Regions from separate parts of the Homo sapiens genome. Here region 2 is linked to region 1. The links are chromatin loops, found by intact Hi-C in ENCODE. Cell type or tissue: Caco-2. All regions are shown on one strand.

Region 1 (4,000 bases):
TCAGCCAGGTGTGGTGTTGTATGCCTGTAGTCCCAGCTCCTTGGGAGGCTGAGGCGGGAGGATCACTTGAGCCTGGGAAGTCAAGGCTGCAGTGAGTTGAGATTGTACCACTGCACTCCAGCCTGGGTGACAGAGCAAGACCCTGTCAGAAATAAAAGGCTGATTTAAGGTTATTTATTCCCCTCTCCTTGAGTGCCAGTGGACAATGAGTCATGAAAGGGCCTTAACCAGGTGGCAGAAGTCGAGAAGGGTGTGGGGGTGGAAGGGGACCCGAGGGCTGGGCTATCCCACTGTGCTGTCACCACCCATGAATCCTGGACAGACAGCAACTGTCTGTCACCGCTCCGACTCCATGGTAACTGCAGTCTGCTCAGCATCTGGTGAATCGTCTGCTCAATATTTCCCCTCGTTGGGTGGCGGTGATGATGGCGAGCTCCTCCTGCTTTAAAATGGAGATGGAAGACAGCCATTTCTTTTCATTCTCCCACTGGCTGCTGCTGCTTTTTTTTTTTTTTTTTTTTTTGGAGCTCAAACTAGCTAGGAGCATTTACACAGCATTGGGCCCAAGCAATTATGATGACCGTGCTAAAAAAAAAAATCCATAAACTAGAGAAAAGTAAGATCCTTCTCGCAAACGCAGGATATTGGTATTTCTTGAACTGGGGTGAGCTCAGTAGGGAAATGACACCCTGATGGGCTTTCTCAAGTTGGAGCCAAGGCTGGCCGGACAAGAACAGCAAACACAGCTTCTGAATGGCGGCAGGGAGCAGTTGGCTCGCCGCAAGGTAGAGTTTCCTCTAAATGAAGATCTTCATCCATTCCGTAAACATTGAGCATCTACTCTGCACCAGGTAGTGCTCGAGGCACTGGGAAACAGATCCCCTGATTCAAGACAAAGTCCTTGTTTTCAAATGGAAGTTACATATTCTATTAGGGAAGACAGAATATAAACAACTTCAACATTGCATATAATATCAGCAAGCAAAAACTGCCATGAAGAGTCAAAAAGCAAAGCAAGGGGCTGGACAGTGCTCAGGAGAGACAGTAACTTGGGCAGAGGGTGTGAGCACGTGGCACTGGGAAGGGGGTTCCAGGCCCCAGGAGCAAGTCGGTGTTGCGGGGGGTGCATGTGAGGCGCAGAGGCTGGAGATGTGGGCAGCAGCCACTTTTGCCCTGGGATGGCCCCACAGACTACTGAGGTAGACACTCCACGTGGCCAGGGACCAAGTGCCTCTTTATGACAATTATGAATGTGACAGTCACACACGTGGTGAGAAAAAGCTTGCTTTTGATAACTACTTGATTTCCAGCTCTGAGTCCCCATGCTCCACGCTGTGTGGGAAGCATCGGTGCAGGCATTTCTAGGTAACCTTGTCTAAGCCATTTCGTTTATTGAGTTAGAGCTTCCCTCTCATCCTGGGCTGTGTGTGCTTCCCTTCATCTGAGAAGACGCCTTGGTCCTTGATCACCTTCAGCTCGGTGGCCTCTGTGGAGAAGGGACCCCCCACGGCCCCCAGGTGCTGCTCACACAGTAGACATCACGGATCTGTGTGTTGGCTCAGAAGATTTTGTGCCTATAGTAGCAACGTGCTGTCCTCTTACAAAAATCAGCCTATTAGGACATTTCCCCAAGAGAAGGAAGGAGCAGTGGTGAGGACCCTTTCCCTGATTTGTACCCAAGGGCGCCTCTGGGCGTGGCTCAGGGAGAAGGAAGGAGCAGTGGGGAGGACCTTTTCCCTGATTTGTACACGAGTGCACCTCTGGGCGTGGCTCAGGGAGAAGGAAGGAGCGGTGGGGAGGACCTTTTCCCTGCTTTGTACACGAGTGCACCTCTGGGCGCGGCTCAGGGCACAGGACACTTCCAGCTGCTCTTCTCTGCCTGTCTGGGGCTTTGGACAGAGCGGCTGGGAGCTGGTGACGGGGCTCCCTCTGTTTCTCGGCCGTTACCTGGCCTGCCTTGATTTCCACTAGCTGCTCTCATGCCAGCTGGGAGACGAGCTGTGTCCTTAGACTCGACCCAAGAGGCACAGTCCCATCCCTCTGCTCTCGGATTCCTCCAAAACCCCTGGAGGGGGCAGGCTTTCCTCTCTGGTTGCCATCTGCCATTGGGAAATCTCCTTCCCTCAGTCCGGACAGAATTCTCAGCTGTTCTCTGGGTGGTGGAAGGAAACTGGCTGCTGGTACCCTTCCAGGTCTTTATTTATACGCAGACTCAAAGGGGCTTTTCTCTTCCTGTTACTGTCTCTGTTCTGGCTTAACAAAAGCCTGCTGGCAGCTCCAGGTAAGAATCAGCTTCTATCTTCTGGGCTGTGCCAGTATCCCCAAGAGGGGCCCCGACTCAGTGAGTGGAGGGTGGTGGCACAGCAAAGAATCGAGGGGGTACCTGGTGCGAATCCTGTAAGGATGACCGTCTGTGACCGTGCTGTCAATCCTCCCAGGCCCAAGTGGCACACACTGTGTACGTCATCAGTGTAAATCCTGCGTTTCCAGCACTCGCCGACGGGCTGACTGCTGCCTGAGTATCAACTGGTCGCTGTTGGGTTATCTGCTGATTTGAGGCTTTTTAATTTGAAGGCTGTTTAGCTCCTTGAGGAGTCAGGAGTCTGGGACAGGGTCAGGTTCACCTGTGGATTCTCAGCACCTGGCCAACACGTGGCCCACTGTGTTACTCAGTACCCACTGAGAAAGACAGAGAAGTGGAGTCTTCCTCCTGCTTGGTTTCCCCATGGTGAGGTCTGGCTAGGCCAACAGTTACACAACCTCGGTGCAAAGCCCTGACGTGGTGATGGATGTAAGTGGCCTTGGCATCCATCCCCCTTGTCTTCCTCCTCTTCCCAGGGACTCCATCACTCTGACTACCTGCCGTCTCTTTCCCTGTCCACGGAAACAGACCAACCTGCCACTCTTTATAGCGGTGGTTCTCAAAGTATGTTCCCAAACCTGTGCCATCGATTTCACCTGGAGCCGTATTAGAAATGCACATTCTCAGGCCTCATCCCAAACCTATGAATCAGAAACTCTGTGGGTGGGCCCAGCAACCTGTGTTCTCTCCAGTCCTCCGGGTGATTCTCATGCCCCAACATTTGAGACCTGCTGCTTTGAAGGACGTTGGAGGCATCGCCTCCGCTCTGCTGCCAACAGGCTTGGGCACAGGGGAGGTGGGAGAAGCCGAGAGTGATGGAGATCGGGGCCCACAGAAGCTACTTCCTTGTCATGTGGGGAGTTCTGAAATGCCCCCTGCGGTCCCGCCTCACTGCCCATTCATATCCTACAGGATGTCCCTGGTTTCTTGTTGTTGGCACGTGACCTTCACGACAGTAGTTTTCAGATCCTGAAGAACCTGAGTTGGAAACAATTCCTTATGCAAGGGGAGCCACACAGGTGTCCACACAGGTCTCCTGGGTGTGCACAACCACAGGGTTCCGAGGCTTCCTCCACTGAGTGTGGCTTAGCTCTTAGTTCACAACCAAGCAATCCGCCATGTCTTCAAACAATGAGAAGACAAGAGCGGTTTTCAAGAAGTGGTGTTGAGAGAATGGATGTGTGGCTCCCACACCTAGCAGGCTGCAGGACCGCCTCCCTCCCCCACTCCAAGCTCAGGGTTTTACCCAAACCCAAGCACCTCTGCTTCTTGCTCTTAGTTAACATCTTACATTGCTGAAGCCTGCAACACCTCTTGAAATTTTTCAGCAACAATGTCTTTATTTCCTTCTTTCTTTCCCTCCCTCCCTCCCTCCCTCCCTTCCTTCCTTCCTTCCTTCCTTCCTCCCTCTCTCTCTTTCTTTCTTTTTTGAGACAGAGTCTCCCTCTATCACCTAGGCTGGAGTGCAGTGGCGTGATCTCGGCTCACTGCAACCTCTGCCTCCTGGGTTCAAGTGATTCTCCTGCCTCAGCCTCCCAAGTAGCTGGGACTACAGGCACACACCACCATGCCCAGCCATTTTTTGTAGCTTTTTTTTTTTTTTTTTTTTTTTTTTTGAGACGGAGTCTCCCTCTGTCG
Region 2 (4,000 bases), 260 kb before region 1:
TCTGGGGGTGTGTTGCATATGGCTTTTATTATGCTGAGGTATGTTCCTTTTATCCCTTTTTAAAGGGTTTTTTTTTTTTTATCATGAAGGGATGTTGAATTTTGTCAAATGCCTTTTCAGCATCAATTGAAATGATATGATTTTTATCCTTCATTCTGTTTCGATAATGTATCACATTGATTTGTTGTGATACATTACAAATGTTGAACCATCCTTGCATCCCAGAGATAAATCTCATTTGGTCATGATGAATGATCTTTTTAATGTATTGTTGAATTCGGTTTGCTAGTATTTTGTTCAGGATTTTTGCATCAACATTCATCAGAGATATTGGCTTGTAGTTTTCTTTTTTTGATGTGTCTTTGTCTGGTTTTGATATCAGGGTAATACTGGCCTAGTAGAATGAATTTGGAAGTATTCCCTCCTCTATTTTTTGGAGTAGTTTGAGTAGGTCTCCCTATGTTTTACAACTATACTTTAAAAATACTTTGTCTTTTCAGAATCAAACCTATAAAAATTCTTATGAGAAAACACATGGAGAAATCTTTATGATAGACCTTGTAGACATCATGCTAAGTGAACTAGGTCAGTCATAGAGAATATATATCAACTAATTCCACCTATGAGGTCCCTAGAGCAGTCACAGTCACAGAGACAGAGAGTAGAAGGGTGGGTGCCAGGGTGGAGACGAAGTGGGGAATTACTGTTTAATGGGTATAGGGTTTCAGTTTGGGAAGATGAAAAAGGTCTGGAGATGGATGATGGTGATGGTTACACAACAATGTAAAAGTACTTAATGCCACAGAACTGTGCACTTAAAAATGGCTAAAATGGTACATTTCATGCTATGTATATTTTACAATAAAATAAAAAAATCTTTGTCTTAATTACCCCATGACGATGGTGCATTAGTGCTCACTGATGTAGTCAGAAATAAAAGCTAAAGAAAAATTTCACATCTAAATGTCCAACTCTTGGAAACTGGTATATAGACTTATGTGTAGGGTCATTATGAAGACTGCCATAGCATGAAAAAAACACAAAGAAAGCACAGATAAAGGATACAAAATTACATGAGACCACAATAATCAACCAATTTACATAAGAGAGATTCCCAATAGCCAAATTTGGGACAAATGAGGATCTAAAAATTATGTGTGTAAATAATTGTAATACATGGAATAACAGAAATCCATGCCTCCGTAAGATACTGAAACAAGGGAAAAAGAGCATCTGCCACCTTTGTAGGTGACTCTGTCAGGGTCACCTAGGGGGACACTTGGGAGGCAGGCCTTGGGAGTCTGTTTCAGAGGTGCTGCCCCTGGCCTGGAACCATGTCCCTGCTCTTCTCTAAGTGATGTAGGGAGGGTCCCGCAGGTGGGAAGGGCTTTTGGATGCATCTGTTTTCATCCCTGCACGCTGGAGATGAGTAGACAGCAGCTCACTGACTCGTTCAAGTGACAGGTATTGGCATCAGAGTTAGGACTCTTGGTTCCTGACAATTCAAATATCTTTACATTACCAAGTGTTTCTTCACTGGAAGGAAAGTCTCCAACCTTCTGACGATTCCCACATCCCATAGTATAAGCAGGAAATGAGATTTGTATGTGGAAAGGCAAATCAGTGCCTGGTTCGTAGCCGGTACTAATGAACGTTTAGTCAACACGTGATTTGGGAAACCAAATCTAACAGCTTAAATTTTTTTGGATTATAATACAACCTCATTGTAAAAAAAATTCAGAAAAACACGACTTTATAACAAAGATCACTCCTAATTACACCCCCAAAGAACAAATGGAGAAGCTGAATCCTTAATAGCCCATGGCCTACCTCCTAGCCCCAGTTCTGCATTTTTAGAGATTTCCCTGTCACTCTATTTCTGGGCCTCTTAGATTTTATTGATAATGGCTTTTTATCCTTATCCACAGGCATTTGAGCTCCTTCTGAATGTACCTGAAAATACCTATTGACCACAAGGCAAATAGCAGTTGTCTGCTTTAAAGCAGGGCTTCTCAACCTTGACATTACTGATGTTTTGGGCAGATAGTTCTTTATCACGGAGGCTGTGCTGTGCACTGTAGGATCCACTAGATGACAGTAACACCCCTCAGTAACTGTCTCCAGAAACAGCCAAGTGAGTCCTGGAGAGCACAAGTACTTCTGGTGGAGAACTACTGTTTTAAGGACAACTGATGGAGCTACCTGTTCCCTGCAGCCTTGGACATTTAGTGGTGGCAGCCACCTACGCCCATGCTCACCACCACCTCGTACCCAGCAGAGCAGTCCTTTCCAGCTTGCTGGCAAGCTAGCATGTTTTCAGTACAGCCAGTGGCTTCTCTCCAGAATTAATGACTTCCCCTAAGCCCACCTCTTGGCCTCCCTCACCCAGCACTAGGTACCTCCTCCTCTCAGAGTCGAGCCAGGTGGGAAGTTCCCCAACCTTTGAAGAATAGTGCTTCGACAGAGTGGTTCTTTCAAAGCTCACATGGTTCCTGGAGTCAAGCTCACATGACCTCACTCTCATTCTGTCTTCAGAGTTCTACAAATCCTACAGAATGATTCACTGGACTTGGCAATTTTTTCTAAGATATGGATCCCACCCAAAGACCTCTGAGCTTATTGTCAAGTCAGAAACGAAGCCATCCTCTCCCCATGGGGATTCATGGTCTTCAGACAACCTTGCTTTTTGTCCGTTGAATTGCCAATGGCATTCAAAACATTCTCATTTCTGCTTTGATGAAATCTCAACTTGCTTGTTCTTTTCTACTGTATGCTGACGGGGTGTGAAAGACCATTCCTCATCTTCCAACAGTCTAGGCTAGTGTATGTCTTTTTGGTGGCCTTATTCATTTATTCTGTCATTTAAAAAATGTTTTCTTACAAAAGCACCTGCTGGGTCAGGGATTTGATGTTGCCCTACTTACAAGCAAACGTCTGTTACTGTTCCATGGATACTGGCAGGGGACATGAGACAGTCTCCTGGGTCAGGGGCAAAGGACTTGATAAGCCATGACACAGCAAGTAACACAAACTCCAGTTCTCCTTGCCCTGCCAGTCCCCTGGTGGAACCTTGAGTGGCCAGAGGGTGCCTGCTCAGACAGTGGGTTTTTAGAGGAGGACCTGGAGCTGGAAAACCCACTGTTTTACAGCAAGCAGCAGGCAAGCCCATACTCCTTCCAAAACATGACCTTGTCCCTCAAGTAGCTTGCTACAGATGCAGTGTGGAGGGGCGGCCTGGGTGAAGAGCAGTCAGGGCTCTGTGTTCTTGACATAGCCAGCAAAAAAGCCAGGTGGAGTGCGAGAGACCCACGGAAAATATTCTCCCAAAAGGGGAACTCATTCTTCCTACTTGCTTGCGGAAAGGGATTTAAAATCGAACAGGTTGGGAAAATTGAGTTACACACACACAGGAAAAACAGGGCCATTCTCACCCATCACTGTTCAGTTCTGCTCAGCCATCACACCTTTTTTACTTTGACTACTTTATAGACTGTGAGGTTGGGTGTGGTGGCTCATGTCTGTAATCCCAGCACTTTTGGAAGCTGAGGTGGGCAGATCACCTGAGGTCAGGAGTTCAAGACCAGCCTGGCCAACATGGTGAAACCCCGTCTCAACTAAAGATACAAAAAAAATTAGCCACGCATGGTGGTGTGCGCCATGGGAGGCTGAGGCAGGAGAATCCCTTAAACCAGGAGGCAGAGGTTGCAGTGAGCTGACATCATGCCACTGCACTCCAGCCTGGGCCACAGAGTGAGATTATCTCATAAATAAATAAACAAGACTGTGAGATTCTGGATTCCCAGTTGTTAGGCAGGGATCTATGGATTTAGTGAAGATGTAGACCAGTGGTGCCGGGAGAGGCTGCCATGCACAGCCTGTCAACGCTGCCCACCGGGGGCGGGGGGATGGGGGGTGCCCACAGACCATCTCCCTGGGACTGAAGCCCATGACAGAAGTAGATCATGCTGTCTCTTCTCTATGTGAGTAGACCCACGAGTCT

What was found. Hi-C counts contacts between places; a loop is a spot of excess contacts. Peaks named below come from ENCODE experiments on the same cell type or tissue, not always from the same donor. Only the 100,000 strongest peaks of a DNase experiment are listed, where the experiment ranks them.
Region 2: it touches region 1 in a loop (5-fold over the local background); 1 of 110 quality-filtered maps calls a loop at or near these places.

The regions. Positions count from the first base shown.
Region 1 is chr6:157,687,223-157,691,222 of GRCh38, reverse strand. No RefSeq gene overlaps it. Among named protein-coding and RNA genes, the nearest start is that of SNX9, 130 kb to the left of the region's middle. RefSeq lists an enhancer at 1,831-2,332. In Caco-2, no CTCF peak of the experiment used is centred here; DNase peaks (open chromatin) are centred at 1,822 and 2,043.
Region 2 is chr6:157,945,463-157,949,462 of GRCh38, reverse strand. No RefSeq gene overlaps it. Among named protein-coding and RNA genes, the nearest start is that of SYNJ2, 34 kb to the left of the region's middle. RefSeq lists a silencer at 2,070-2,119. In Caco-2, a CTCF peak has its summit at 2,085 (motif pointing right); no DNase peak of the experiment used is centred here.